2 separate regions of the Homo sapiens genome follow, and region 1 is linked to region 2. Evidence: chromatin loops called from intact Hi-C (ENCODE). Cell type or tissue: endothelial cell of umbilical vein. All regions are shown on one strand. Each heading gives the region's core, and the rest is flanking DNA. Links, peaks and the distances in the headings are about the cores only. Region 1 overlaps NALF1 (NALCN channel auxiliary factor 1). Region 2 overlaps NALF1 (NALCN channel auxiliary factor 1).

Region 1 (15,471 bases), core at 3,662-11,661, 240 kb before region 2:
GGCAGAGAGGGGCGCCCACAAGCTCTCCCTGCTCTCCAGGTGAGCTGGAGGCAGAGAGGGGCGCCCACAAGCTCTCCCTGCTCTCCAACGAGCATCACCCAGGTGAGCTGGAGGCAGAGAGGGGCGCCCACAAGCTCTCCCTGCTCTCCAACAAGTGTCACCCAGGTGAGCTGGAGGCAGGTTGTCTTCCTCTCCCCACACAGACAAGCGTAAAACCTCATTCTCCTCTGCAGCTGCGCCTGCCGCTCCGCAAGCACCACCAGGCTGGACTACATGGGGTCCCATCTAGCTCGGGCCTCTGCTGTCAGCAGGCCTGGGCACTGTGTTCTGGCACTGGGCTCAGTACTCTTAGCCACTTGTGGAGGTGAGGCAATGAGACCTTACAGTGGGGGCGATTTTCCAAAATTCATAGCTACTGGCAGAATCCAGACATCCTAATTCCTCCTCTATTCCCTACATACATTCTCTTGCCAAAGGCAAACTTGACCTGCTGGGATCTTTATGAATATAGAATTCAGAAAAAGTAATCTTAAGTAGGAATGATCTGAACTCAAACCTAAAGATATTAACTGAAATAAACCTCAAAAAGTACAATGTTTTAATGGAAGAAGATGTCACGAACATATGAAGTTACTACATTTTACTTGGTTTTATAATCTACTCTCATTTTTTAAATTTTATTCTGGGCATACCATCTCCCTTCCCGTTTCTTTTTTGCCTTAAACTTTGACATATTTATTAAAATATTTTGTATGAGATTAAATGATGCTATAACTACACTGGTCTTTTTATTATTCTGTTTTCAGAGAAAAAAAAACCTGATTTTAAAAAATTAAATGAACATACGCATACGCAGGGGAAAATAAATAAATTGAAACGGCATAAATGTTCAAATTAAAATCTATAGAGGTATTTTTTTTTTCTACTGAAATTTTCCTCTAATGAGAACATCTTTTTTTTTTCTTTTATTATTATACTTTAAGTTTTAGGGTACATGTGCACATTGTGCAGGTTAGTTACATATGTATACATGTGCCACGCTGGTGGAGCTGCACCCACTAACTCGTCATCTAGCATTAGGTATATCTCCCAATGCTATCCCTCCCCCTTTCCCCCCACCCCACAACAGTCCCCAGAGTGTGATGTTCCCCTTCCTGTGTCCATGTGATCTCATTGTTCAATTCCCACCTATGAGAACATCTTTGTCTTTTAAAAATCTTTCTCAACTCACTGGTCATGTGAGGACTGGATTTTTGCAAATGTTTTTTCTTTTGCAGTTGTGAAGTCACTCACAAGTAAACCGTGAGATGCCAAACATTTAAAAAAAAAATCCTTCGAATGTGATCAATATGTAGATCAATGCATTTCCTCCCCTCAGGTTATTCCCTTCCGTTGCCTGCAGGCAGTGAACGTCCTTTCAGACTCTCTGCAGGCGCGCAGAGTCGCCACCAGGGGGCGCCCATCTCCCATTGCAGCCTCAACCGCCTGTCAAGTAAGGAACAACAGCAGCCCACAGTATTTTCCCCAGAGACAGAAACATAACCTTATTCCTGTCACAGCTCAAAAAGAAAGAAAAAGAAAAAAAATGGAATGCAGAATTTACATAGAATTCTTAAAATATGTTTTATCTCCATTGTCAGTAACCCCCAGCAGACCAACTTTTACTTTTATTCCTTCAATAATTTCCCTCTGTAAGAGAGCAGTAAATCATGGCTGGTCTATTTTATCTATCAATCAAATGATAATTTTCTTAATGTTTGTTACCATAGCACCCACAGCCTGTGCTCCTCTGCTGCCTCTGTTTTCTTCAGCTTGGTTCACTGTTAAAGGTAAGCAATCAAGGATTTCTCCAGGGGACTCTGGAATGAGGCGAGGGAGTGTGGAGAGGGAAGCCCACGTAATTACCACGATGACGGGTTGACATCGTAGAATCCAAAAACGACTTCCACCCCCTCACTTTAAAGATGAAGCAACTGAGTTTCTAAAATAGCACTGCATTATGCGAACTGAGCTTGCAAACCCAACAGAACCCACCTTGACAAATTTTAGCTCAATAATGCCTAACATTAAATGACATGTTTCACCCTGACAGCACCTCAGAATTTCTTTCCAATTAATTTTTAAAACATTTCTTTAGTCACGTGTCAGTTTTATTCTTTAATAGAAAAAAATTCAAGAGAAATCTCAGGCAAAGTGTCTTTCCTTTTATCTCCTAAGACAGAATTGGAATTAAACATATGCACGGGGATGCGCTTGTCATCAAGATCCGTGGTTAGAACATTTGGTCATGACCTTCTGTAACATCCTCAATCAAAAGCATTCTATAGTAATGGACATGCATTCTCAGATATTTCATTTTTTAAAGTAAGTTCCTGGCTTACTAAAGGATCATAGGTAGCAGATGATCAAAAATATATACATTTAAAACTTTCAAATTTGGTACATGGTGATGTGAGCACCATAAAGAAATGATGCACGAGATACTGAATTTAGTAAGTGTGACCAAAATGGTAAATAACTCCTGATCATTTACAGAAATTGTTCATTGATTCCAAGGGGTGATATTCCCTTTTTTGTGAATAATAGGAATCCTAGGTATCAGTATATAGCCAATAGGACAATGACAGGAAGAACTTGAGATCTCTAAGATTCTGGGTACAGAGAACGCTAAGAAAAGGAATCACCATGCCACTGGTTTGTCACTAAGGAGAAGCACCTTGAAGAAAACTGATGCTCACATGGACAGTATCTGTCATCAGGCCATGTGCAGTTACGTGCTTACAGAATACTTTTTTTTGAGGTCAATAAGAAAAGTAAGTGAAGAATCCTCGATATCCTAGAGGGAATTCTCCGTCCTTCTGGAAGCTGTGAATTGGATGCAGTTCAAATAGTAGGAAAACCATTATAATTAAATCTGTTGAATTTGAAGGAAACTCCACCTATTCCTTTAATTCTTAGTGAGAAATGATTGCATTTTAACATCTAGAGTGGAAATCAAATGCTTGATGATTTTTTTCAAAAAGAAAAATTGCTGGAGGCAAGAGGAAGGTCACCTTACTTGGTGAATTCTTTTTGATGAAGTTACTGCATTTTACTTGGTTTCATAACCTACTCTCATTTTTTTATTTTATTCTGGGCATACCATCTCCCTTCCCATTTCTTTTTTCCCTTAAACTTTGATATATTTATTAAAATATTTTGTATGAGATTAAATGATGCTATAACTACACTGGTCTTTTTATTATTCTGTTTTCAGAGAAAAAAAACAGAATGTAAATGGCTCACATTTACTTGCAAACTTATTTATAATGTAAACTATTTAAAAATCCGTGTACATTTGTAGGAGACGGACATCCAAAAATGTGCAACTTAAAATCTGGGAACAAATTATATGCACATATGTCTTACTAGTTTCCTTAGACGCATGACAAGCCACTCCACAGTTTAGCCAGTGGTCCTCTGGGAGCTGTCCTCTATTCTAACATCATCCAAGATGAAACCCATTCTGGGGCCCATGTCTGGGACTCTTATAAGCAACGGGCAGGCAGCTGTGATGGACAGGAGTAGAAATCTCCTTGCTCAGGTCCAGCAGTGCACTCTTTCATTTTCTTTTTCATTTGAGACAGGGTCTCGCTATGCTGCCCAGGCTGGAGTGCAGTGGCAGGATCACAGCTCACTGCAATCTCCAGCACCTGAGCTCAAGCAATCCTGTCTCTGCCTTCCAAATAGCTGCGACTACAGGTGCACATAACTGTGTCTGGCTAGTTCTTTTATTTTTAATTTTTTGTAGAGGCAGGGTCTTGCTACGTTGTCCAGACTGTCCTCAAACCCCTGGCTTCAAGCAATTCTCCTATCTCAGCCTACCAAAATTGTGTGGATTACAGGCATGAGCCACTGCATCTGGCCTCAGCAGTGCACTCTTAAGGGACACCTGTAACCGATGATGGGAAATGATGGCTGCTAGTTATCAACATGAATGAGAATTCTTCAAAGAGGCACAGGTCACACCTTAGAAAAGAAGATCAATATGAAAATTATTATCTTTTTCTGTCAGATTGTTTTACAGAACTTCAGGGTGAAATAACCTCAGAATTTATTCCATATATTTTCGAGCAATTTAAACATAAAATGAACATTAACCCAACTGAAAGTGACATAAGAACTACTGTTCTTAGGTTTCCAAATGTTCAGTGATGAGATTATCCTAGGGGGCCTCTCACGGAGATGGCACTTTTCTCTGGATCTGATAAATCTCTCTTTTCCTGCCACTTTTCCTTAATGACGTAGCTATGTCTATGAAGAAGCTGTTTTTACCAAACTCGAAAACAATTAAAACTGCAGACTGGATTCTCTGCCCATGTTGTGAAGTGAGAGATTTAATTCTACCCTGGCATTCTGAATGTGTATGGAGGAAGTGGGTGAACATTCAAACATATATTTCAGATTCACAAATACAGATACATGTAGGAAAAAGAAGATAAACGCAAACACCTCGCCCTTCATTTGGGTTTTTTGTCTACTTTGAGAACTTGGTTCAAAAACTATTGTTCTTCTCTAGGACAAAAGCCAATGTGAGTGTAAATGCATAAACACAACCTGTACATAAAAATCGAATAGCTTCTCTGAAGTCCTCATGTCACAGACACCTCATTGTCCCACAAGAAAAAAAAAATGAAGGCCTTATCTTCATGGTTATTTGTGGAATGTTGTATGCAAAATTCAATATGAATTAATAGCCTGTGTCTGGTGAATTTTGTCTCAAACTCAAAGCAAGAAGATATTGATATCCTCCTTCCCTCCTTCCCTTATTCCTTCTTTCCCTCTTCCCTCCTTCCTCCCCCTCCTCCCCCTCCAGCAGAGAGGAGCTACATAAAAAATGACTTGAGCATCAAGTCAGTAGAATAACACACAGGCCTGTGAAATCATTCTGCATTTCACTTTCTCGTGTGCAACGGCTATGGCTGGTCAATGACATAACTTGCCCTTCTCTCTTATCTGTAATCCTTGCAGCATATCCACATGGGGGAGGGTTTGGCCATTGCACTTTCTAATTTACTAGTGAAGGGGTGGTGCCTCTGAGAGAATGTACAATAGAAACAGGATGAAGGCCAATGCTCCTGACCTTCAGTCACGTGTTCTTTCCACAAGCTTGGGCAGCATAAGAAATACTAATCCAGGCTGGGCACAGTGGCTCACGCCTGTAATTCCAACACTTTTGGGAGGCCAAGGAGGGTGGATCACTTGAGGTCAGGAGTTGGAGACCAGCCTGGCCAACACGGTGAAACACCGTCTCTACTAAAAATACAAAAATTAGCCAGGTGTGGTGGTGCACGCCTGTAATCTCAGCTACTCGGGAGGCTGAGGCATGAGAATCACTTGAACCCCGGAGGCGGAGCTTAAAGTGAGCCGAGATCACACCAGCCTGGGTGACACAGAGCGAGACTCCATCTCAAAAAAAAAAAAAGAAAGAAATACTCATCCAGTTCTTAGGGCGAGCTTTGGCAGACTATCTCTTGATAGCTTATCACTTAGAACACTGTGGCTAATGAATACGTATGTAAATAAGCGATGCTGAAATAATTTGATAAATTCTCATGTTGAGCATCTTAATATGCTACTCTGTTTTAGAGGAGTTTGGCAAGTCTAATGTCAGAAGAGCATTTTCATGTGTCTCTACACATATGATGGTGTTTTATCCTTACACTTGAAAACAAAACGTGCTACAGCTTGAGCCACGTAATTCCAGGGACGCCTTATAGCATTATTGTTATAGAAGAGAATGCAGAGCCACCACTCGGATTATCACACCACCCTGGCAAAGTATCTTGTTCTCACCATTTAATTATCTTTTTATTTTTTAAAAAAAGGCTCTTGCTCTTTATATCTTATTCTGTCTAAATTATGTAATGCTTATAAATATCCAGAAAAGGAGTGCTGATATTGGTGTTTTGCCCAGTCTGACTCATTTGCTGAAAGAAGTAAACATCGTTTAATGGATAGACTTGTTGTGTGGCTCTAATAGACACACACACACACACACGTACAATTTAGGCAGATATTTTTAATGCTCTTAATACTTTTTACAGATAAAGTAACATAAAAATTCTCAGAAAATAAAATAAAAGAAAATAGGCAAGAGAACATAAACTTCTGACTAATTTGAAAAGCATTATTTCACTGGCCTTAGCACATCTCCTGTTCTTATGGAATTCAAAGGCAATGCAGGCTGAATCTAACCTATACTAGGTCACATGTAAGTATATCTAATGATTGCTAATATTTTGCCATCAGATTTCTTCTTTCACACAGTGAATAACTGTGGTCTCAGTTACAGATAGACCATGTGGTACAGAAGCTGAATCATTTCCAGACCTGTTGAGGGGAGCTTTCGGTGCTTCTATTAGTGAAAGTGCGGAAAACTACCAGCCGCATCTTCAAGGTTATATCAGTGAAAGGAAACAGCAAAGCAAACAAACATCACACAAGAAAGCAAAACCACCGGAGACTGGTGTACAGACTCCCACCCGGCACTGTACCTGTACAGATGAAACTGGAGAGGCCTCCGTAGATGACTTCATCATTGTCGGGCAATATAAATGGACACCTCGTCTGAACCTCCAAACAGTATTGCTTGCAAGGAATTGTCTTTCTGCAGTTAAACTGTGTGACTTCAAAATACTGGGAACAGAGCCAGGCTTTGTAGACAATCTGAAAAAAAGAGAAGAATGAAAAATATAGAGGCGTGACAACAGTTACAGTGATAGAGGCACTGTGAGAAGCGTGCAAGCGTGCTGTGGTTTCAAGTGGATCCTAAGAGAGCCCTCATTGTGAGAAAGCGTATTTACACAACGACAGCTGCAAGTGATAAAAACACAGCAACGAAAGTCTCCGCAATAAAAGCAAAACAGTATTTGATTGCATCCCTAATAGAATGTAAAAGGTATTTTGACCTTTAATTTTATGTGGCTTATTTGAAAATCAGTGGATTTAAGCAGGAAGTTAATTTTTCAAAATTCAGCGATATCTAAAGTAAAATAAATAATTGACTCTATTGCTCTTCTGTGCTGTAGTTACTTGCAACGTGGCTGATGAGCCAGTTCCCTCCACACGGAGTCCCACGTCTATGCCTCCATAGGACGCTAGATGGCGCGAAGCACTTTATAAAGATGGCCCAGCAGGGGTTGGGAAACTGCTGTTTAGATCTTGGACTTTGAGAGGCAGAGAACAGGCAGATATGGACATTTACATTCATGACTCACACCAAATGCATTAAAAATCTCACTGTCTGAAAGCCCAGAAACACCCGACATAGAGCAGACATCATATGCTGTGGTGTGGTTGGGAGTAGGAGGGAAGCCTCATCAGAGCCACAGCTTCAACCTTCTGGATGATGTGCAAGCCACATCAATGTTTGCTACGTATTTATGTAATTTCATCAAATGTGAAAGGACTGGGACTTCATTCATCTCTTTGTTTTGGTGGCTATTTGGGAAAACAAACATTGAAAAAATTGCCTTTTTCTGACACGAAGGAATAAGCTGATCTTAAATTCAAATACAACAATGGCAGATGTACCAATTTGCAGTACAGGTTACTGAAATTCAGTTATTCTCCAGGTCCTTGGCACTAATGGCTTTTACTTATCTATTTCTAGGGTTAATATTATCCAAGTAACATTTTGCCGGTTATATTTTACCTAGAAAAATGGAGGCGCAGCAGTTAAAGGTAGCCTAAGAGATTATAAATACCTAATAATAACAAGAATAATAGCTGGTATTTATCAACTTTATACTCTTTTCTAAGTAAGCTGTAAACTTTTTTTTCCATGTGATTCTCAGCATGCACTTTTGACCATAACTATTACTCACATTTTGAACAGGAATAATATTAAGTAATAGTACTATTAGGTAATGGAAATGGAAAATCCAGACTTCAAACCCATGTTCTGTAGGGCTCCAAAGACTGTGTTCCTAATAGTTATCCTATATTTAATCTGAAAACTACTTTTAAAGCACTTATGAAATCACAAGGGAGTTTGCAGATGAACCTAAAATCAGCATGGCCTTCCATGCCCCGGGTCAATATCTATTTGGTAGAAGGAGGATTGTATTTTTTTATTCATAACATTAGGTTGATCAAAATGACGCTTTATTCTGTGATCAAGGTGACTTGGTAGAGGTAAAATGAGATAAATATCAAAGTGAGATACACTTTTAAATGGCCAAAAGTAATTTTTCTTTGCCAGTCATCAATGGCTCACAATCACCATGTAACTTGTTAGTAAAACCTACAAATAATTAGAATTCTTATAGGTCTTTTGAATGAGTCTTCTCGTAACAGTGTACACTGAAAAACTGCACTAGAAGAAAACGTTACAATAGCCGAAGAAACCTCTAAGAATTCTTATGCCAACTGGGAAACGGAGGTGGGCTGTGGCTGTGTGCCCCAGGAGGACAGCAAGAGGCTGCCTCAGGGGGACAGGTGAAGGTGGAGGTGGTGCCGGCAGCAAGAGGCTGGAAGCACCAGCTTCAGAAGAAAAAGTGAAATGATTTCTTAACCAAACCATGGGGAAGTTGAAAACGTTTGTCAAAATGCCATAGACATTGACGTTTGTGTAATATGACATGATACGTAATATGACATGACATTTATTATGTAAACTAAGCTGTAGTATAGGAATGAGCCATGTATCCTCTGATTCCTGGGCTTAATAACCTTTCTCAGGTACTAGAGGAAGCAGGATAGGCTTATACCTGCAGTTCAAAAAATAACATTCCATTATGAGGACAGCTTGCTTTCCGCACATTTCTGGGATTCTAAAGTCTAGAGTTGCCTGTTTTTCTTTAAGGAGTGCCCTATGTAATGCCAGAAAGTGGCTCATGTTTTCATTGGCCAAATTGGGGTCCCCATTCCCACCGCTCCCTCACACGTTGCCTTTCCACCGTTATTCCAGTTAAAATGGGTTCTGAATAGGGAATCGCATCCTGCAGCCATAAAGTCTTAAGAAACAACGTCTCCTCTCTCGCAGACGGTGGGGCGTCCAGTATTGGAGTCTCTTCAGATCTAGCCATCCTCTTTGCAACCACTTTCCTCAGCATTGCCCGATGGGAACATATCCATTTTTATTCTGGCTCCTTAAATTCTATTTCCGCTATATTTCCTTTGCAGATTTTTTTTTAACTCAAAAAAAAAAAAAAAAAAAAGAAAAGAAAAAGAAACTAGTAAGAGATCACAGCATTTTTTTTTAAGTATCAGGTAGTAGTTAGTTATGAAGAAAAGTGATCGAGCATCATTTGCAAAGCCGCCGGCAGAATCCCAGACCTTATACACTGAGCTATGACGACCTCTCCGGCCAGGCTCCACGGTGGCATCCGTTATGAGCTACCTCCTGGGCTTTGAGTGTGCAATGAATATTCCTCATTTGAGTATTAAATATTTTCTAAAATTTTAGCTCTAGGGGTAAGATACATCAGAAAACAAGTGGGGGAAACCATGTGAGCTGAATCGAAATCCGAAGGACGGAGGAGAAATATTTTATTGCTACTTAAGAGATTAAGGATGAGAAGCAGATGTTACATAACTAAAGTCTTTATCTTCTCTGTGTAGATGTGTTTACAATAAAAGAGGCAAAGCATACAGCACATTTGCTAAAAATATTTCAGAATAAACTGGTAAAAGTTCGCATGGGAAGTAAACAAAAATTCTTCTAGAATCTTGAAAATGATTACTTGAAAAGTGAAATAGCACGTTAGTAAACACCTGAAAACTGTGTTATGTGAAGAACGGAGAATACCTGAGAATATACTGCGGCTAAGAGCAAACGAGGGGTGAGGTTCTTACAGTTATCTCGTGTCTGAGAAACGGCCAGGTGCCAATGACGATGGATTTAAACAATAAATTGTGGAATCACAAAACAAAGACAAGAGAAAAAACAAACAGGTAGCTACCAGCGTGATATAAAGACGAGCTTTCCTGCCAGAAGAGATGCATAGAAATACAATGAGCTATCTTCAAATGTGCCGAGTTCTCTAGAGCTAGAAAAATTCCAATAGACTTTCAATACCTCTTGTCAAAACACGATGAGGAAGATTCCTATGTTAGGAAGGTGAGAGAAGGCCATGGCTCCAAGACACTTCCCAACGTCTTTCTAGAAGTTTTTGCAGGAAGGGGTTGAAAAGGATGTTTTGTGGTGGCACCGGGCTAGAAGAACAAATTGACTAAATCTTAAAAGTAATAAAGAACTTCAAACAAAAGCACATCATGAAAAATGAGTATATTTGTCTTATTTCATAAGAACTATGGAGTACAAAGAAGTCTAGAAATCTTTTTTATAATGGCTTGGCCTTCTCCTATAGAGAGAAATATTAGGTAAATTGCTTTTCTATGTGTCACTGCAGAGTATAAATAATTATATGAAACGAAAGAATAACTGTGGGAAGGAATAAAAATGTGTGCGAGGTCTCTGGTGACAGAGTAATGGCTCGCCGACATCCACCCACTCTTCCCCTTGATGGCCAGTGCCTCCATCTACCCAAGAAGCAGCTTGATTTGTCAGGAAATTATGCTCTGAAAGGGTATTTCAAATGGCCCACCGCCCCCACGCTCCTCCACTGTGTCCTCTGGAAATGACTTATTGACTGTCACAATCTTTGCTGGACAGCTGCCCACCATACAGTGTTCTCAAGGTGCTGTCTGCAAGAGGAGCAGACTACACTAGAAAAATGGTCCAAATGACAGCATCATTTTTACTTAATACTTGAATCGATTTTTCTCTTTTTCCCCTGAAGCATTTTCTCTCTTGCTATCTTTCCTCATAAAGCCCTTGAGACTTGTTTGGGAAATGTTTTACAAATAAGGAAACGTATACAGGGAAATTAGGCATCAAATAAGTGGAATTCAACTCTCTCCACAGCCCAGTCCATAGTTTTTTTCAGTGGGAACTCTTGTAACAGGAACTCTTCTGAGAGGACAGAAAGTGAAGGGAGCATTGGATACGTCGGGGTCTCTGGAGTCACTAAGGTGAGACATTCCAGGGTGGAAAGCCTTAGAGACCACCTAGCTGAGCCTCTGTTAACGTCGGAAGTGGGGTCTAGAAAGATGCAGATGACAGCTGAGCAAGGTAGGGCCCCTGGGCGGCTGTTGAAATTACACTCCATGTTATTCGGAAGGTATCACTTGAGTATTATTCATTCCGAACATATCCTTTTTCTTTTTTTCTTTTTTGCAAGTCACTTCATTTTGAAACTCACTTGCAGTTCTGCAGAGTGGGCTGTATGAGCCCCCACCCTCTACCTCCAGACCTACGTCCACATCTACCCTGTGTTTGGATTCTCAGCTGAGAATCCCTTGGTCACACAGGCCTGTTTGAAGAGGTGATCAGGGAGAGCAAAGGCTGAAGAGACCAAGGAGAACCCAAGAGAGCTCATCTAGCAAACTCATTTTCACACTCTTAATGAAGATTTTTTTTTTTTAAAGCTTTGGTTATAACGGCACAGCCTCCGGAGACAGACCGAGGGGGAGTACTTTGCTTCCTGATTACGGGGAGTGATGTGAAGCCACGAACTCTAGAAAGAAATGCGTTACATGCAAATCTGGACAATCCTGAAGTAGCCCATGCATTTGTGAATAGAAATACTACACGGGACCAGGATCACCATGGTTAACAATGGTGCCATATAGACAGCTGGCAGGTGTGCTTGTGTGGTGTCCTCATGTCCTCTCTTGGTTCTGGGCATTCCATTTGAAGATAGCTAATCTGTGCAGAACCTTTCAAAAAATGCCCTATGATTAATATTTTTCCAGCAGAAGGTCAGCTTCTCATTACTTTTTAAATATATATTACCCCCATCTCCAAAATCCATCTCTCTATTTTAGAGCAAGGTAGAAGATTGCTAATGTAAATATATGTTAGCCTGCTGAAAAAATATCATGTTGGCTATATATTTTATCACAAAGAAAAATGTCAGATATTAAAAATGGTTGTCAGCTTCAAATCAAGAGGCTAAGCAGCTGCTCTCCCTTTTCCCCCACTTATTAGTAAGGACTAACTTTCCTTTCACATTTGTAGCATTTGTTGATACATTTTATTAGATCCATTTCTGCCAGCTCTAACCCCGCTAGCGGCCTGAGTTTTGGGTATGTGTGGGTGAAATAATTGGTTATGTAAGCATTAGTCTGCGACAGCAACCGCCTCAGGCTAATGCACTTTGACGCATAACGCATGTTGCTACAGTTTTAAGTGAGGGTGAAACTCAAAATAAATTTTCACGTTCCTATGTCTGAATGTCTGCTTTCTGCTATGTCTGTGTCAGTGTCTGGTGAAAGCACATTGCACCTAGAAATTGGAAATCGTGATATATTCTGAAAGGGAAACAAGAAAGGCCCCACTGCTTGAGGCTGAGCTGAGTCTGTGAAGTAAGCTTAAGGATGGGCGGTAAGCAGCGCTCTGAGCTTCTTGATCCCTTGTGGGGGGTCTTATGACATCAGCACCCCTTGCCTTCTAGGGCTTTGTCTTGGCTCCATTTCCTGAAGTAAAACGCAAATGTCTTCCTGTTTTCTGGTGGTGACCCACTTTTTGAATCCTGTCATCACACTTGGTCTATTCCCTTGCATTTCAGGGCCTCCTGAGCTTGTTGGCTCTGTCCCACATTTCCCAGTCCACCCAAACCATTCTCAACACCAAAATGAGGCTCCTGCAGTGCCCATCCACGCCAGCATCCCAGACTCCATTTATACAGGAGAGGGAATCAGTCTGAACATCACAGGGCCAACGCAAGCCCAGTTGGCCAATCAGGGTATGGCACCACGGAGCTGCCCAGACATATGATTGTACAGAAGGTGAAAAGCAGATCAACTCGGCTGTGCTTTCGCAAATAGAGAATGTGCCCATCCAGAGATAATCTGCACAGGGCTTAGGAAAAAAGGGAAACCTAAGAAGCATTTGTCAATATGTCTCCAGCGTTATGCAAAGGAAAACGTGTCCTAACTATGACACAGAGGCAACTTAGTTTTCTCTTTTTCTCTCTTCCTCATTAATAAACGTCTCATGTAACAGTCAATATCTTCCTTGTTTTATCTTTCACTTCATCTCACTATGATTTGGCCTCAGCTCGAACCACTCCACTGAGATTGTTCTTTCCAAGCTCCTTGGCCCCTCTGCTGACAAATCCAGCTGGAAAATCAGTTGTTGTCTTATTTGACCTCTTGCCAGCCCTGATCATGGTTGATTGAACAGCTTCCGGAAATGCCACTGGGACTTGTTTTATCCTGGTGTCCCTCTTAGTCCTCTGCCCCTCCTTCTCCATCTTCATTTGTTTGCTGTTGCTGTTGTTTGTTTGTTTTCCCTGCCATTCCCCAAAATGTTAGTATCCCTCCGGCTTCTGTTCCAAGCTTGTTTCTACACATTCTTTCTGGGCAACCGTCCATCCTCGTGATTCAATTGTAGTCTTTAAAATAGTGAAGCCTAAATCTTCATTACCAATGCTGATCTCTCTCTCTCTTTCTCTGTCTCTCTCTTTCTCTCCCTCTCTCACTCTGTTTCAATACCTCAAGCACTACAAACTCTAAAGTGGAATTCGGCCTCTTCTTTTCGGAGGGAAGCAGGTGAGAAACCTGGGGGTCATCCGGGTGCCTCTTCCACGCTCCACAGCTCTTCAATCACCACGCCCTGTGAGCCTGCTTCCTCAATAGCTCTATGTCTGCCCAAATCTCTTGATTTCTACTGACACCAGTGCTGCTCGCGCCATCAGCATCTCTCACTTGGATTTCTGCCTTGGATATACCCCGTGGAGCCTACCCTTGTGCCTTCAGTTGTGAACTCCTGCTTCATGCTGCAGTTAGAGCAATCTATAGAAAATTAATTTGATTATTCCAGATTATTCCACTACTTCATTTTTAATAATTCAGCACCCCACCCCATCCCACAGCAACACCCAGGAGAATGTTCAAAGCTCCTAACCGATTCACAGCTCTGCGACCTTGCCCTGCTGAGCAGTCGAGACTCATCTCTGCCCACTCCCACCCGGCACTCTGCTCTCTGGCCACAGGAGTGACAAGCAGGTCACTCGATGTGCAGCGTGCCCTCGGTGGCTCTGCACCAGGCTCTTCCTTCCACCTCCCTCACGAATCCCTCAGCCTATTAATTCCTGTCCATCCTGTGTGACCTCACTTGGAAGCCTTTCCTGCATTCCCTCTAGACCCTGCAATGAGCTCTTCTTCGGCAGTTCAGTACATGTGATGCTGTCTTCTCGTCTGCCTCCTTCCCAGACCCTATGCTCTTGGAATGAAGGCCAAGCTTTGTGCCTTCTTGTATCCCCAGTGCCCTGGATGTATCTGGCAGAAATTTACCGTCAGTGGAATGCCCACTGGAAACTAGTAACATGGCCTTTGGGCTTGCATAATGATGCCCCGCGATTGGTTAGCGTGAGAGCCAGTCCACCTGGCCCTGAGATCCTGCCCAGAGCAGAGACTCAAACCAGGAACCCTGATGAGCCCCCAACATATTAAATCCTAAGAATCCCTTTTCATATGACCAACCCAGTGGCCGTTATTGAAGGCCGAAAACAAAAACAAACAAAACAAACAAACAAACAAAAACTAAAGAAATAAATTTTTAAAAGTCCACTTCATGAAGTGAACCTCTCCTTCCAAAAAGACCCCATGGTTCAGGTCCTAAAGCACAATATGGGATTGGGTTGCAAGCTGAGAAAGATTGTCACACAAAGATGGGGAATGGTGTGGTTTATTGTTCTGAGCTCATGGAAGGCCACAGAGCTTCAGAGGGCAAAGTATATTTTATAGCTGTTATTTAAACGGACACACTACTTTGGCTGGGATTGTGGCAAAAAGTGTTGAGCAGAGAGGTTATACTAATTCATACCTTTCCAGAACAGTTCTATTATATATCCAGAAATGAATATTAACGATGATAATAACCAGTGAATTAACTTCACAGTAAATAAGGAAGCGTTTCCTTTGGTGTGAAGGAAGATCTCTTTTAACAAGCTGCCTTCACCGGATTATCATGTTAGTGACGAAGATGGTGGGAGCTCTGCTGTGGGCATCAAAAAAGAAGAAAGTCACTCCATAAGACTACTTCTGAGTGTTGGCCGTGGATGGATATAACTCAATAGCCTTATCTAGAGTCGGAATGGGCCCGTAGTAAATGAAAGCACCTTTTGTGGACTCTCAGCCAACAAGCAATGCCTTAGAAGTGCAGAGTATTACATGTCCTCTAAACATACCACTTATTTAACCTGGCCTGTATGGACTGTCACAAAAGTGCCAGTGATCCTATTAAAATTTATATCTCTAAAAAGGCAGCAAGTGAACACTTCAATATAAATTCAATTTTGGGCTCCACATCTTGAGTGAGTTGAGAATGTTGAAAAGGGTTTAAAAAGTGGGAAATCAGTCTTCTAAAGAAAGGGAAATGGAATTGAGTCTTAAATAAGAAATCTGAAACTAATCTAA
Region 2 (15,471 bases), core at 3,179-11,178:
CCTCCCGAGTAGTACGGATTACAGGTGCCTGCCATCACACCCAGTTAATTTTTTGTATTTTTAGTAGAGGCAGATTCTTGCTATGTTGGCCAGGCTGGTCTCGAACCCATGACCTCAAGTGATCCACCCACCTCGGCCTCCCATAGTGCTGGGATTACAGGCGTGAGCCACCATGCCCAGCCTACAATATATATTTAAATGTTAATGTTTATTTGTGAGAAAAATTCTCACTTAAAAATAAGTCCAAATATACAGAAAACTTTCTCTTTAAACTAATTTTTATTGATTTGCAATTATGCTTAGCTATTGGTAAAAGTTTTGGAGTCATCCACTTGCAAATGGGTGTGTTTAGAAAAGGTAATCCCAGTCTAGTTGTGATTAAACCATGACAGTATGTAATAGGTACTGAGTGACCATGATTGAAATAAATATTTGCTAGGTTGGTGTTATTAAATTTATGAGAAGGGGTCCTAGAGAAATATTTAAATAATAATATTTAATTTGTTTGTAAATGTGCTTAATGTGCTTAGCATAATTCAAGCAGTTCTTCTGATAATATATTTAAATTTGCAGCTTCCGATTTTATTAGCAACATGAGGCATTTCATTTTCAGTGTTCATATTAATCACACAAAATGATTTTCTTTTTAGTTTTGGTTCTCCTGTAATTATCTTTTCCCAGTTTTTCTTGCATATACCTGAGTACTTTGATATGTCTAAGACAAAAATTGATAATAAAATTAGGATTATTTTACTGACAGAATAACCACAAAAATCCTTTACTAATTATATAATGAAAACTTTCAGCTTATTATGCTAAGATAAAGAAAAAGACATTTGTACTTGGCACATTACTTTAACTGGGCACTTTTACCTAGTAATATTATTTTATGCAATGCAAACATAAATTTTCACAAATGTTTTTACTATTTAGAAAGAAAAAAAGCTATGTAGAGCAGTCTTTGACTTGGTCTCTTCACCCTGTAGCAGACTTACATTGATTGATGGGTTTGAGCTTGTAATTTAATGTGGCAAATTTTTGTTGTCCACAAATATCAGGAGATTGTATGAGCTTTTCTATAGGGAAGGGGAGTGGCAACTATGAACTCAGCAAACCAGAGTTAAACTTTATTTTCTCATATCTTAGTATACTTATTCTATAAATAAGAGAGTTGGAATAATGCAAAAAATCTGTTAATAACAAAATAAAACATAATTTATGGCCCAGAATAAACTTGAATGGACCCACATGATCAAACAATCCCTTACTTGTTTTGACGAGCTATAATAGAGCTATGTCATGATTGCAGAGTATGTTTATACAGCTTTTTCCCACTTTTCACAAGAAGTTTTCTTTCCTTAATTATTCTCTAAAACAAGGAGAACACCATATTTATACAAGTCTTGTGCAGAATAAATAATTTTAGAAATTTTATTTTTAGTACTTAACTTTTTAGTGTTTTATTTTGGATTTCCACATACATATAATAGTGTAATTATCCTGCAGCTACTTTTAGGTAGTTTCAACAATATCAATATTTTCCCAATCTTACTTCATCTACTCCTACAAACACAGTTGCAGAAATTTTTTTTATATTTTGAAATAATTATAGATTTACTGGAAGTTGCAAAAAAATAAATATACAAGGAGATTCCATGAGACGTTCTTTCAGCCTCCTGCAATGTGGTGATATATTGCATAATTATAGTAAGGTATCCAAATCAAAAATTTGACTTTGGTGCAATCCACAGCATTTTCAGATTTCCACAAGCACCTATGGGTGTATATGCATGTGTGTGTGTGTATGTTCTATGCAATTCCATCACTTGTGTAGTTTCAAGGAGTCACCACCACAATGAAGGTACAGAATGACTCTGTAGTCCCTTAAAGTAGCTCTTTACAGCCACCCTCTGCCCTCTCTCCGAAGTCCCTGACCTAATCTAGTCTTCAGTTTTCTAATTTTGTTGTTTAATGAATTTTACACAAATGGCATCATGTCATATGTAAACTTTTGAGACTAGCTATTTTCCACTCAGTATAATTCTCTTGACCTCCATCCATTTGTATCAATAATTTGTTCCTTTCTATTGCCTAGTATGGATGCGTCACAGTTTGTTTAACCATTCACTCATTGAAGGACATTTGGGTTGTTCCAGTTTTGGGCTACTACAAATAGAGCTATTAAAACCATGCGTGTACAGGTATTTGTGTAAATACAAATTCGTCTCTTTGAGACAAATGCCCAAGATTGCAATTACTGGTTCATATGGTAAGTATGTGTTTAGTTTTAAAAGAAACTGCCAAAGTATTTCCAGAATGTCAGTGACATTCTGCATTCCTACCAGCAATATGTGAGTGATCATTTCTCTGCATTCTCATTAGCATTTAGTGTTATTTTTTCATTGTAGCCATTTTGATAGGTACATAGTGATATATCATCGTAGTGTTATCTGTCTCTCCACAGTTTGCATTCCCAAATGGCTATTGGTGATGAGCAGAAAAAAATTATTTTTAATTGGCATAATGCCACCAATTCACCTGTGATTTATTCTTTATTTGGACTTTTTATTATAATGCTTTAAAAATACTGGTCACATTTATATTTGGGACAGATTTTTTTTTTTAGATGGAATCTCGCTTTGTCGTCAGGCTGGAGTGCAGTGGCGCAATCTTAGTGCGCTGCAACCTCCGCTTCCCGGGTTCAAGCGATTCTCCTGCCTCAGCCTCCCGAGTAGTTGGGACCACAGGCACACGCCACCATGCCCAGCTAATTTTCGTATTTTTAGTAGAGACAAGGTTTCACCATGTTCGCCAGGATGGTCTCGATCTCTTGACCTTGTGATCTGCCCACCTCAGGCTCCCAAAGTGCTGGGATTACAGGTGTGAGCCACTGCGCCCGGCTCACATTGCTTTCTATAGTGAAAATAAAGTTCCGATAATTCTTTTTTCTAATTCTGTTCATCTTTTATGTTCTATTTCCTAAACATTTTTTGTGCTTACACAACAAGGAAGAGAAGTAGCAAGAAAAACACATCTGAAATCTCTACTAGTAACAATGCCATAATTAAATTCACACACACACACACACACACACACACACATATTTTTACTAAATTGGAATTACACCCTGTATGATACTGTGCTCGTTACTTTCTAGAATTTAACATACTATGTATCATCTTTTTATCCACCATTATTATTCCACATTATTATATTTCATGGCAGCATAGAATATTTTTGTGATATTGTTTACTTGTTTATTTTTAAGGTTAATTTTCTGAAAATTGTATTGTTTTCTCAAAATTTAAATATTATTTATAGTGGTGACTCCTAACACTTTCTGTTTCTTAATTTTTGTTCATTCACACTTTGATATAAAGACATCTCTGAGAGAATACATAGGATCTATGTCAAAATTCTCATCTTCCACATTGTTCTGCAATCTTACTATTTATGTCCTATATAAGAAAAAAAGAGAGCCCTGCTAAATAATTGCAGAGTAAGTCATTTGTGCTGAAGCATTAATGCTTAAAAATTCTGGCATGTCTGAAACAATCACATGAATATTAAGCCAATAGATACATGTTTGACTCCATGAGACTAAAAACAGTGGTCTTTCTCTCACCATTGTATGCTTAACACCTAGCAGAGTACTTGATAAATTGGAGACATCAAATAAATATTTGTCTGATGAACAAATGAAGTACCGTATTGGGATTTGCATTTGAAAAAGTGTTTGTTCAGCCCTCACTAATGCTCTCTATTCCCTCTTCCAAGTTTGCTAAGCTGGTTAAGGCCGGAGGGGCCAGCAGCTCCTTCCTCCTTCCTCTTCTCCTTGGCCTCCTCCTCGTCCTCCTTCTCTCCTTCTCCTTCTTTTCCCTTCTCCCTTCTTCTTTCTTCCCCTTCTCCTTCTTCTTTTTGTTTATTTGTATTTATCTCAGCAAGATCACTCGATAATCTGGCTGATTTTGTCCTGCCTTGGCCCTTCCCGTGCAGAGCTCACCTGAAAGTCCTGACCACCTACAGGTGTTGTTACATTCTTAATTCCATCTCTCCTTTCTTCAACAAAACCTATCATTCTGAGTCCAGTCACCATAAGATGCTCATTTCTTTTACTAGGTGATAAAATCTGCTGGATACCCACAGGTTTCTGCATAACACATAGGAATCCCGGGAGCTAGCTTCTACTGAGCTTTACCAATATGCTAGGCATCATTCTGAGCTCTTTATGTTTTAGCTTCTTTATTCCTTTTTACAGCTCTTTCAGGGCACTGTCATTATTATTCCCATTTCACAGTGAGGAAGCAGGCACAGAAAGTAGAAGGAAGTGGCAATGGATCACTGATCCAAAGAACAGGATCTACACTGTGTCTTCTGTCCAGCTAATTCCGTGGCAGCAGCTGCAGTCAATTCTACTCTCCTGCACGACGCCAGACACCCAGAATCAAAGCCCAGAGTCATTACATTCTTCCAAGTAGCCACGGAACCTGCATCATCAAAACCTGCCAATGATTTACCAATGGTAAATCACTGTGGGCTCTCTGCATTTGACTTTGGCTGGTCTATATCTTTGGAGGTAGTTGTAGAGTCCTGCTGAAGTCAGAAACATTTAAAAGTCTTCTGATCCACTTCTTGGTTCTGGGGAACTGATGCCTGCTCTTTCAAATACAGGGCAACTTTGACCCCTCTGCCTTGTGCCTACATTCTGACAGTTTCTGTAGACTTAAATCTGCTCCCTTCCTCTCTTATATAATGTGTTCATTAGCCCGAGCCCCTGCCTCTCAGTCAGGCTTTCTGCTCTTTCTTGAGTTCTACATTCAGCATGTGTCTTGACCCCACTTTCCACATCACTGGCTCATACCTTCGATTCCTGGCTGAGGGTCTGTATCAGGCCACATTTCTGTCCACCTGTGCCCAGCCACTGTGTGACGACTGGAGCTAATTTAACCAGAAAAAAAATCCTGCAGATATATTAAAGAGATAATTTGAATTTTTAGCAATGGCCATCTGTTTCCAATACCTTAAGGAGAATCCCAGTATTAGGAATTTTAAGTCTCATGTTATGAAAGTATGAGAGATGATTTTTGACATGCTGGCACCTTGGACCACGTCATTCTATTTTAGCAAAGAGTTGGTCTTGTCTCTGCAAGTGGAGAAGTAGGATATTTATATAATATTTACATGGAAGTTTTGGGAAGGGTAATGTCCAGGAGGGGTCATGTCCAGATTAATGGTCATATGCATGTCACATATACTGGCATTTTCGTCATGTATTTTTATGCATTACTGATCATTCACTCAAGAAACATACAATGAGCAACTACTATCCCCAAGGAGCTGTTTTAGGTGACAAAGCATTTAGTACTACATCACGCACCCATATTTGTATATAGAAGTAGCCTTGGAATTGCCTTTGAAAGTGTCTGAAAGTGGCACAATAGATATACAAATTCGAGTCCCAAGGACACAGAATATTATCATATCCTTCCCTATGGTTTATGTAGGTACCACTTTTCTCAAGCTGATGTGAGAGGAGCTGACGGGACTTTTGCTAGCAGTCCTCCCTCTGCCAAATGCCATGTAACTCTCCTGCAGAGCAGAGCTATGCTGTCAGAACATCACACGACTGCCAGGTGCAGTGGCTCATGTCTGTAATCCCAGCACTTTGGGAGGCCGAGGCGGGCGGATCAAATGAGGTCAGGAGTTCAAGACCAGCCTGGCCAACATGGTGAAACCCCGTCTCAACTAAAAATACAAAAATTAGCTGGGCGTGATGGTGGGCACCTATAATCCCAGCTACGCGGAAGGATGAGGCAGGAGAATCATTTGAACCCAGGAGGCGGAGGTTGCAGTGAGCTGAGATCATGCTATTGCACTCCAGCCTGGGCAACAGGGTGAGACTCTGTCTCAAAAAAAGAATAAAAAAAAAAGAACATCACACGGGTGCAGTGTGCAAGACCCAGGGGATGTCTTGGGTGGAGTGTGAAACTGGAACAAGAAGAACAGGTTGAGAGACTTCCTGAAAATCAAAAGTAGGAAGGATGACTGACCTAGATTATTGACAATGGAAACATAAAGAAAGAAATGGATGAAAAAGGAAGAGGTAAAATTGCAAAGGGTGTATTTGGACGACAAAAGAGATTAAAAAGAATAAAAGTGAGGCGTTTCAAGCAAGAAGTCTGGTAAAATATAGCATGCCTTTTAAAAAAGAAGTCTAGGAAGATAATGCACAAGCGGATATGTAGAAGTCGGTAAAGAGAAATTTTATTTTGAATCTATTGTGAAGATCTTGGGGAACCTGGAGGTTAAGACATCAATCTGGCCTTGGAGTTCAGAAGAGAAATTGGTCTAGAAATGTAGGCTAGGCAGCAAAGTTGCATTAAATAATAATAGCCAATTTTCGCACGGCACTTAGTATGTGTTGGAGGCTATTCTCGGTCCTTTAAATATAGCACATAATTTGATTGGTGCAATAACCTGAAGTAGATGTTATCAACATCATTCCAAATTTACAGTTAAGGAAACAGAGTCACACAGAGCTGGATGCCATGCCTAGAATTCCACAGCTAGTAAGTAGGCAGAGGAGGCTGTCTCCATGAACACACTCTCATTTGCTAGGGTACTCTGGCCAGAGTTGGCATCAGCAATTTTCTTCAAAGTGTTTGTGCAGGAAGAGGTGGGGGTGGATAAACGGGTGATATATATAAGGCCAAGAGATTAAATAATGACATAAATCATGGCAGGCCTTCTATCATCTGTCCCCTCTGGAGGCCAAGCTAAGTGATTCCTTCCAGTTAGTGCTTTGTATAGAAGACAGGACTAAGGGCTGGCCTAAGGGAGAGATGAAAACACAGGGGAAGAGTGGCCAGAAGCTAGACCAAGAACACCCATATTTGAAGGACTGAGGAAAACAAAAGGGAGGAATTGAGAAAGATAGAAAAGGAGTCACCAAGAAGAATGTGGGAAAACAAGAAAGTGCCCATCATAGAGCCACGGGGACTGGGGGCCTTGGGGAGAAGGTGGCTTTTGTGGCCAGCATGGGAGGGAGTGGTCAGGGCTGAAAAGACAAGCCAACACAAGCCTGTGGGAGATCTGGTGAGTGTGAAGGCTGAGATGTGAATAGAGCTGTTTTTGCAGTGGGGTTCAAGAAAACCAACTGCAGGAGGATGAAGCGCAGGAATAAGATGTGAAAAGGGAAGCATTAAGTTTAGGCTGCTTCCTGGAGTACTTCCAAGTGTGAGAATGCTTAGGAGACAGAAGAGTTTTTGATGCAGGGAGAGGGGAATCAAGGGCGAGAAAGGCTGCAATGTGCAAGGCTTCTTGGGGATGCCATGGGTGAATCCCCAGCGTCTGTGGCCGGAACTGGTTTAAAATGGAGAAATGAAGTGGGGCTGGTCGTTGGAGAGGAGTCCTCATTATTGCCAACCTCATTAGACAACACTAATAGTTATAAACAGATAATTTGCAAGAAGACGAAAGAATCCAAATTCATGTTGCCAATACTAAATATTTAACTAATGGAAAATATAGGCTTTGAATTGGCTGTGAAAACCTCAAATGACGAGTTAAATTTTAAATACTTTGTGCCCTGGAGATGATGTTTCCATCCCTGATTTTCCCAGATGGGGTGTGAGTCACAGCACAGGAAATAACACTGGATTTCACATTATTTTGCTTATACAAAGGATGTGAACCTTCTGAAACCAGCCGCCCTGTAGATGAAATAAAAACCCAAAGGGAGGCAATTAGGATGACTGTGCTCCACTGAGTCGACCCCACGTGTCCAGCAAAAGCCGGGTCAGAGCTCTGTGGCAGGAAACCAGGGATGGTGAGAATCTGCCAGCGCGGCCACAAGCGGAAATGTTTGCTTCTCCCCACGCCAGGAGGCAGATGCCAGATAGAAAGACCCGCCAGTAAGATTCATAACTGTGGAGACTTGAGCGTGGTGAGAGGATGATCTAGCATGGCTGTGAAGCAGTCAGGTTTTCCTGATTCCCCCTCCTATTTATTTCATCTTCTTTTGAGGCACATGTGCTAAATTAGACGGATTTAAACCTTTATAATAAAACATTGTGTCCTGGTCATTTGTGGGTTATAGTTCTCAGAACAAACAGCAGTTATGGAGTCGTGAGTGTGTGGATAAAGAGTGTTAGCCATACACGCTTATGAAATAACAGGGCACCGTGTGATGTTAAAGATAGCTAGGATAAGCAGCATGTCTGAATACATGCTCCAGGTATTTCAGCTCCTTTCTCTTCCATCAGCATTTTTATTCTCTTTCCTCTTCACTGGTTCTCTCACTTGTGCTGTATACTCGAACAGATTTCCCTTTCCCAGAAAAACATTATGCTTCTGTTCACATTTCTGCTCAGTTTCTTTAACTCTCAAACTTCTTAATACATTGCACATCGCTCTATCCAATTTTGCACCCTCTTTGTCTATCCCTCCTCTCTAAGTGACATCTCTGATACTTCTGCTCTACTAAGACCAGACTATCAAAGGTCGATAATAACGTTACTGGCCAAACCTAGTGGATTCTCTTCTTTCTTACTGTGGAGATGCAAATCCCAGAAAGAGGGTATGTGTTTCCCAAAGTAATTCACCCCATCTGCAGGACCTCTGTTTTACTGGTGTCCCTGGTTTCATACTGATTTTTTTTCTCTCCCTCTCTTATCCATCTATCCATATCTAGCTCTCTGTCCTTTCTATCATGTGTCTATCCATATAGTGTATTTCTTTGACCTCACTGAGGCTTCTTCCTCCTCTGCTCCCTCCTCCTTCCACTTTTATGGATGGGTGTTTCCTAGCTCAGCTCTTTGTGCTTAGCCCAGGATGCCTCAACAATCTCTTCCTCCTGCCCATATCTTACTCTAAAATGTAAAACCCTGGTGATCCATAGGCACATGGCCTTACGTGTGTTATTAGTCCATTTTCATACTGCTATAAAGAACTGCCCAAGACTAGGTAATTTATAAAGGAAAGAGGTTTAATTAACTCACAGTTCAGCATGACTGGGGAGGCCTCAGGAAACTTAAAATCATGGTGAAAAGTGAAAATAAAGCAAGGCATCTTCTTCACAAGGTGGCAGGAAGGAGAAGGGCCAAGTGAATGGGCAAAATCACCTTATAAAACCATCAGATCTCATGAGAACTCACTCACTATCATGAGAACAGCATGAAGGTAACCATCTTCATGATTAAATTACCTCCACCTGGTCTCTACCTGGACATGTGAGGATTATCGGGATTACAATTCAAGATGAGACTTGGGCGCAGACACAAAGCCTAACCACATAATTCTGCCACTGGCCCCTCCAAAATCTCATGTCCCTTTCACATTTCAAAACCAATCATGCCTTCCCAACTGTCCCCCAAATTCTTAATTCATTCTAGCATTAATCCAAAAGTCCAACTTTAAAGTCTCTTCTGAGACCATAAGCCTTCTGCCTATGAGCCTGTAAAATTAAAAGCAAGTTAGTTTCTTCCTAGATACAAAGGGGGTAAAGGCCTTAGATAAATACACCCATTCCAAATGAGAGACATTGGCCAAAACAAAGAAGCTACAGGCCCCATGCAAGTCTGAAATCCAATAGGGCAGTAATGAAATCTTAAAGCTCCGAAATAATCTCCTTTGACTCCATGTCTCATATCTAGGTCAGGCTGATGCAAGAGGTGGGCTCCCACAACCTTGGACAGCTCCACTCCTTTGGCTTTGCATGGTACAACCCCACTCCTGGCTGCTTTCATGGCTGGCATTGAGTGTCTGCGGCTTTTCCAGGCACACAGTCCAATCTGTCAGTGAATCTACCATTCTGGGGTATGCAGCATGGTGGCCCTCTTTTCACAGTTCTACTAGGTCCCTAGTAGAGACCCTCTGTGGGAACTACAACCCCCCATATCCCTTCTTTACTTCCCTAGCAGAGGTTCTCCATGAGGGCTCCGCCCCTTCAATACATCTCTGCCTGGACATCCAAGCATTTCCCTATATCCCTGGAAATCTAGGCAGAGGTTCCCAAACCTCAATTATTGTCTTCTGCACACCCACAGGGCTAACACCACATGGAAGCCATCAAGGCATGAGGTTTACAACCTCTGAAGCCATGGCCTGAGTTGTATCTTGGTCCCTTTTAGCCACAGCTGGAGCAGCTAGGACACAGGGCATCAAGTCCCAAGGATGCACATAGCAAGGGGCCCCTAGGCCTGGCCCACAGAACCATTTTTTCTTCCTAGGCCTCCAGGCCTGTGATGGGACAGGCTACCATGAAGACTTCTGACATGCCCTGGAGACATTTTCCCCATTGTCTTGATATTTAACATTTAGCTCTCTGTTACTTATGCAAATTTCTGCAGCCAGCTTGGATTTCTCCTAAGGAAACAAGTTTTTCTTTTCTACCACATCATCAGGCTGCAAATTTACCAAACTTTTATGTTCTGCTCCCCTGTTAAACATAAGTTCCAATTCCAAACCCTCTCTTTGTGAATGCATAAAACTTAATGCTTTTAGGAGCACCCAAGTCAGCTCTTGAATGCTTTGCTGCTTAGGAATTTCTCTCACAAGATACCCTAAATCATCTTTCTCAAGTTCAAATTTCCTCGGATCTCTAGAACAAGGGCAAAATGCCACCAGTCTCCTTGCTATAGCATAGCAAGAGTCACCTTTAGTTCCTAACAAGTTCCTTACCTCCATCACAGACCACCTCAGCCTGAAATTCATTGTCCATTTCACTATCAGCTTTTTGGTCAAAGCCATTCAACAAGTTTCTAGGAAGTTTCAAACTTTCCCACATTTTCCTGTTTTCTTCTGAGCTTTCCAACTATTCCAGCACCTGCCTGATTCCCAGTTCCAAAGTCACTTCCACATTTTCGGGTATCTTTATAGTAGCACCCCACTGCTGGTACCAATTTACCATATTAGTCCGTTTTCATACTACTGTAAAGAACTGCCCCAAACTGGGTAATTCATAAAAGAAAGAGGTTTAATTGACTCACAGTTCAGCATGTCTGGGGAGGCCTCAGGAAAATTACAATTATGGCAGAAGACAAAGGGAAAGCAAGGCACCTTCTTCACTAGGTGGCTAGAAGGAGACGTGCCCAACAAAGTGGGAAAGAGCCCCTTATAAAACCATCAGATCTCGTTTGAACTCACTCACTATCATGAGAACAGCATGGGGGAAACCACCCCCATGATTCAACTATCTCCACTTGGTCTCTCCCATGACACATGGGGATTATAGGGATTACAACACAAGATGATATTTGGGTGGAGACACAAAGTCTAACCATATCACAGTTGTATATGTTTTGGCCTGCAGGATTTTTCTTAATGGTGAGACACAGTTTCAAATTGAGAGGTTTTCACACTTCTCTTGAAAACTTTGAAAAGCTAGAAATACTGAGCCTGTGTTTTGTTTCTACCTGAAACCAGCTGCATAGCACCCTTCTGGATAGAACATGGTCTCTATGACTCATCCTAGAGTTCTCTCCTAGGATTGTCAGCCATTTAGGCTATTTAACTGGGCCCTATAGACTCTTTTCATGACTACTGTGGTTACTATTACTATTGTTTGCTAAGAGTTAAATCTTTAAGTATGAAAATGAAAATGTTTCTGAAGAATTGATATGGTTCGACTTTGTGTCCCACCCACATTTCATCTCAAACATTAATTCCCATGTGTCAAGGGAGTGAGGTGATTGGATCATGGGGGCAATTTCCTCCATGCTGTTTTCATGATAGTCAGTGAGTTCTTATGAGACCTGATGGTTTGAAAAGAGGCTCTTCACCCTTTACTCGCATATCTCTCTCACCTGCTGCCATGTAAGATGGTGCCTGCTTCCCCTTCCACTATGATTGTAAGTTTTCTGAGGCCTCCCCAGCCATGCAGAACTGGGAGTCAATTAAACTTGCTTTCTTTATAAATTACCTAGTCTCTGGTGGTTTTCTTTATAGCAGTGTAAAAACGGACCAACACAATAATCATAACTAATATCAGACACCTCAAAAATTCTATGTTTAAGAAAATCTTTTGCCTTTTAAAAAAAAATAGTTTCAGAGCATGTTTAGTTTCACAGCAAAATTGAGTGGAAAGCATAGAGTTCCTATATATCCTGTGACCACACCCATGTACAACCACCCTGCCTCTATCTGCTATGAACATCCCACACCAGTGACCTGTTTGTTACAGCTGATGAACCTGCACTGAGACATCATCATCACCCAGAGTTCATAGTTTACATTATTGTTCACTCTCAGTGGTGTACAGTATATGGGTTTTGACAAATGTTTAATGACATGTACCCACAACTATAGCATCATACAGAGTAGTTTCACTGCCATAAATATCCCCTGTTCTCCACCTGTTTATCCTCCTCTCCCCACTAACCTCTGGCAAGCACTGATCCCTTTGTCTTCATAGATTTGCCTTTCCCAGAATATCATATAGTTGGAATGATATGTAGCCTTCAGATTGTCTTCTTTCACTTCATAATATGCATTCAATCTTCCCCTGTGTCTTTTCTTAGCTCGATAACTCTTTTTTTTTTTTAAGTGCTGAATATGGGTTCATTGTTAGGATGTGCCACAGTTTACCCATTGAAAGGTATTTTGGTTGTTTAATGGCTTGGGCAATTATGAATAAAGTTGCTATAAACATTTGTTTACAGGTTTTCTTGTGGGCAAAAGTTTTAAACCCATTTGTGTACATACCCAGAAGAACAACTGCTAGATTGTATGAAACATTTTTCATTGCTCTCTTTTTGACTGAAGCCTTATTGAAGGGTAGGATAGAGGGATAGAGGAGTTTTTTTCAATAGAAAGTTCATCTCAGAAGGCAGAAAGCAACCTGAGTGGGAATTTGACAAGTTCAGGCTTTCTCTCACCTGACACTAGAGTGCCTGTTTAATTCAGAGCTAGAACACAACTTATTATTTTTTCTGTGAAACTACAAGGCATGAAAGTAAAAGCAATGGTAAACTTTCAGAGCACAATGCTACCTAGATTTATGTGGCCCATGACATTTATAATTAATTTTTCAAAATTTATTTCTTATTTGAATCATCGTCTGTGTGACAACTTAAGAAGTCATTGCTAGGGACCAGTAGGAATCAGCTAAATAAATCATATCATATCTCAATGAAACTCTCCATTTGGCCCATGTTAGATTAATGAAATACTCAGGTATTCTAAGCTGTGTTTACTGGCTTTGTGTCAGGTAACACTACTTAGTATACTAATGGAGAAAACTTTCCCACCCTTTGTGGTTTCACAGCAGTTTTATTTTCATGGATGATATGTAATGTGCTGCCAACACTCTGACCTCTCGTTACAGCCTGAAATTTCTTATCAGTTTTATTTTAGAAAAATAAATTGCAGAGAACACTTCCTAGACTTCAATGCTAGGAAACATGCTGGCACGTGGTAAGTTTATTCTCATATTTCCATTTTTTAAAACATATTTGAAATTACCATAAACTCTAGGAAATGGTAGCATTTCCTTAAGAGGTAAGAGTTGATAAAGGTGAATCTTCACCCACAGTTCCTGTAAAAAAGAGGGATTAGACAAGTTATCTATCACCTTCAAGAAGTTGTATAAATTACCTTGTTTTTATTTAGCTCATGAGCTTTAATTAAATTTTTTTATTAAAGCTCATGGGCTTTAAATGATGACATTCATATGGCATCTGTTGATGTGAGAATATAAGGCCACAGTTAGAACACTGGTAACATGCAGAAAAAAATTCTAAGGTTTAGATAAAATCATTGGAAAGAGTGTTTCTTACTTTCTTACTTAGCTTTTCCATTCAAGATGAATAAATGCTGCCTTAACACTAAAGAACTTTATTTTCGAATAGTTTATGGTATGATTTAAAGTTTTTACTTTAAATCACAAATGGTAATAGCATTGTCAGGAGACAATGACACATTAAATATATTCAGAGCTTAGTATTGGGAGGGAATTTCGAGGCATTTGATCTAACTACCTCAGTTTACTGGTGAGAAATCCAAAATCCACAATGGTTTCAGATTACCTATGAATGTAATATTGGCCTCATAGGTAATATTGGCCTCAATCCAATTCATGAGATAATTGGTTAAGTGAATGTGTGTCTACAAACACAGTGCAGAAAGCCAAGAAAGTGTAGCAAGCACAGGAGAAGCAGGAAGGCATTCTATTCCCTGGCTTAGAACATTTACTAGAATACAACCTTAACATTCAGAGTTTTCAGATGATGCTTAAGGTTTCATTTGCTAAACTAGTAGCTATATCTTCACAGGCAAAGATAAATTAAAACATATATATGTTTTCTGAACCCACTGCTATTTATTGATGAAGGCTAAATGGCCAATTGAAGACAAACACATGGAAATTAAAATCTCAGATAAAGTTGAAAACAAATGTTGAGACATTTGTTTTGGTTACTGAAGCCCAATAAACAAACACTTTCCAAGGAAGCTTCCCTGTTCCATTTATTTACTTATTTTTGGCAATCTCTGTTCACGTTTATTTTTCCACTTGTGCAACTACACAAGAGCTGCTCTTAAAAGACATTTCCCAGTGCAAACAGAGCTGTTGCTTCCACCTTTTGTATTATTTCTACGTTGTTAATTCTTTTGTAAAGTGGTTTAGACCACATTGATTAACTGACAAACACTCCACAGCCTGATCTTAATCTCTCATACTCTATCCCCTTGTCCTCTCACTGCCCTCAAAACCCAAAGCAGTGAGAAGGAAACAATACATAGGAAAACATTCTTCATTTATTCATTTGTTCTCTCTTTCAAAAAACATCTCCTTCATGCTAATTTCCTGCTGCATGCCATATTAGAAAATAAAGAAACAGTATATTCTATGTCAGAAAAAAACAGCATTGAAGGAAAAACGTAGACACCTAAGTGACCAGCCCTCATATTTGGCATAAGAAACATTTTAGAGCCGCTTTGACAGGAGACCTAAAGGACACTTTACTCAGAGAGGGGACCAGGAAAGCTCTGGCAGAGATAATGGGCCCCCACTCAACAAGAGTGCTAAAAATAGCAGTGAGAACAGGGACCCCACACAGGCGGAACAGTGTGTGCCAATGCGCAGAGGCAGGGGCCGCCTGACATGGTAACCACTGTCGCCGGCAATACAGGGATGCCCAGTAATGGCCATGAGAAGCAGGCAGGTATTCCTCATGTGCAGGAAGTGCACGCCTGGGCAAAGCCAAGGGCAGCAGGTCCTCAGGGAGTGATGGGAAACGAGAGAGAAGCAGGCGAGCACAAGGTGAGGTTAAACAGGAAGACGCACAACGTTTAACAAACCCCTGGACTTCACCACCACTGGGAAAATCATAAAGAAGAGCTGCCTTGATTTACTCACTGTTAATGTTAAACATTTCTAAAGAGTAGACCAACAACGCAGAAACATGTATATGGAGACAATAGCGAGCCTGGGAGTAATTTTTGGCGTATGACAAAAGTGGTATTTTAATGTAA

The links. Hi-C counts contacts between places; a loop is a spot of excess contacts. Peaks named below come from ENCODE experiments on the same cell type or tissue, not always from the same donor. Only the 100,000 strongest peaks of a DNase experiment are listed, where the experiment ranks them.
Region 1: a loop joins it to region 2, with 6 times the contacts of the local background. A loop is called at or near these places in 3 of 110 quality-filtered maps.

What each region holds. Positions count from the first base shown.
Region 1 is chr13:107,204,048-107,219,518 of GRCh38, forward strand. NALF1 (NALCN channel auxiliary factor 1) reads right to left here. Exons shown (of 3, transcript NM_001080396.3): 2 at 6,537-6,708. Among named protein-coding and RNA genes, the nearest start is that of SNORD31B, 110 kb to the right of the region's middle. In endothelial cell of umbilical vein, for the core only: a CTCF peak has its summit at 7,131 (motif pointing right); DNase peaks (open chromatin) are centred at 5,034, 5,964, 6,714 and 7,164.
Region 2 is chr13:107,443,335-107,458,805 of GRCh38, forward strand. The region is part of intron 1 of NALF1 (NALCN channel auxiliary factor 1); the gene reads right to left. Among named protein-coding and RNA genes, the nearest start is that of MIR1267, 80 kb to the right of the region's middle. RefSeq lists an enhancer at 14,695-15,196. In endothelial cell of umbilical vein, for the core only: no CTCF peak of the experiment used is centred there; DNase peaks (open chromatin) are centred at 6,857 and 7,767; H3K27ac peaks cover 2,433 bases.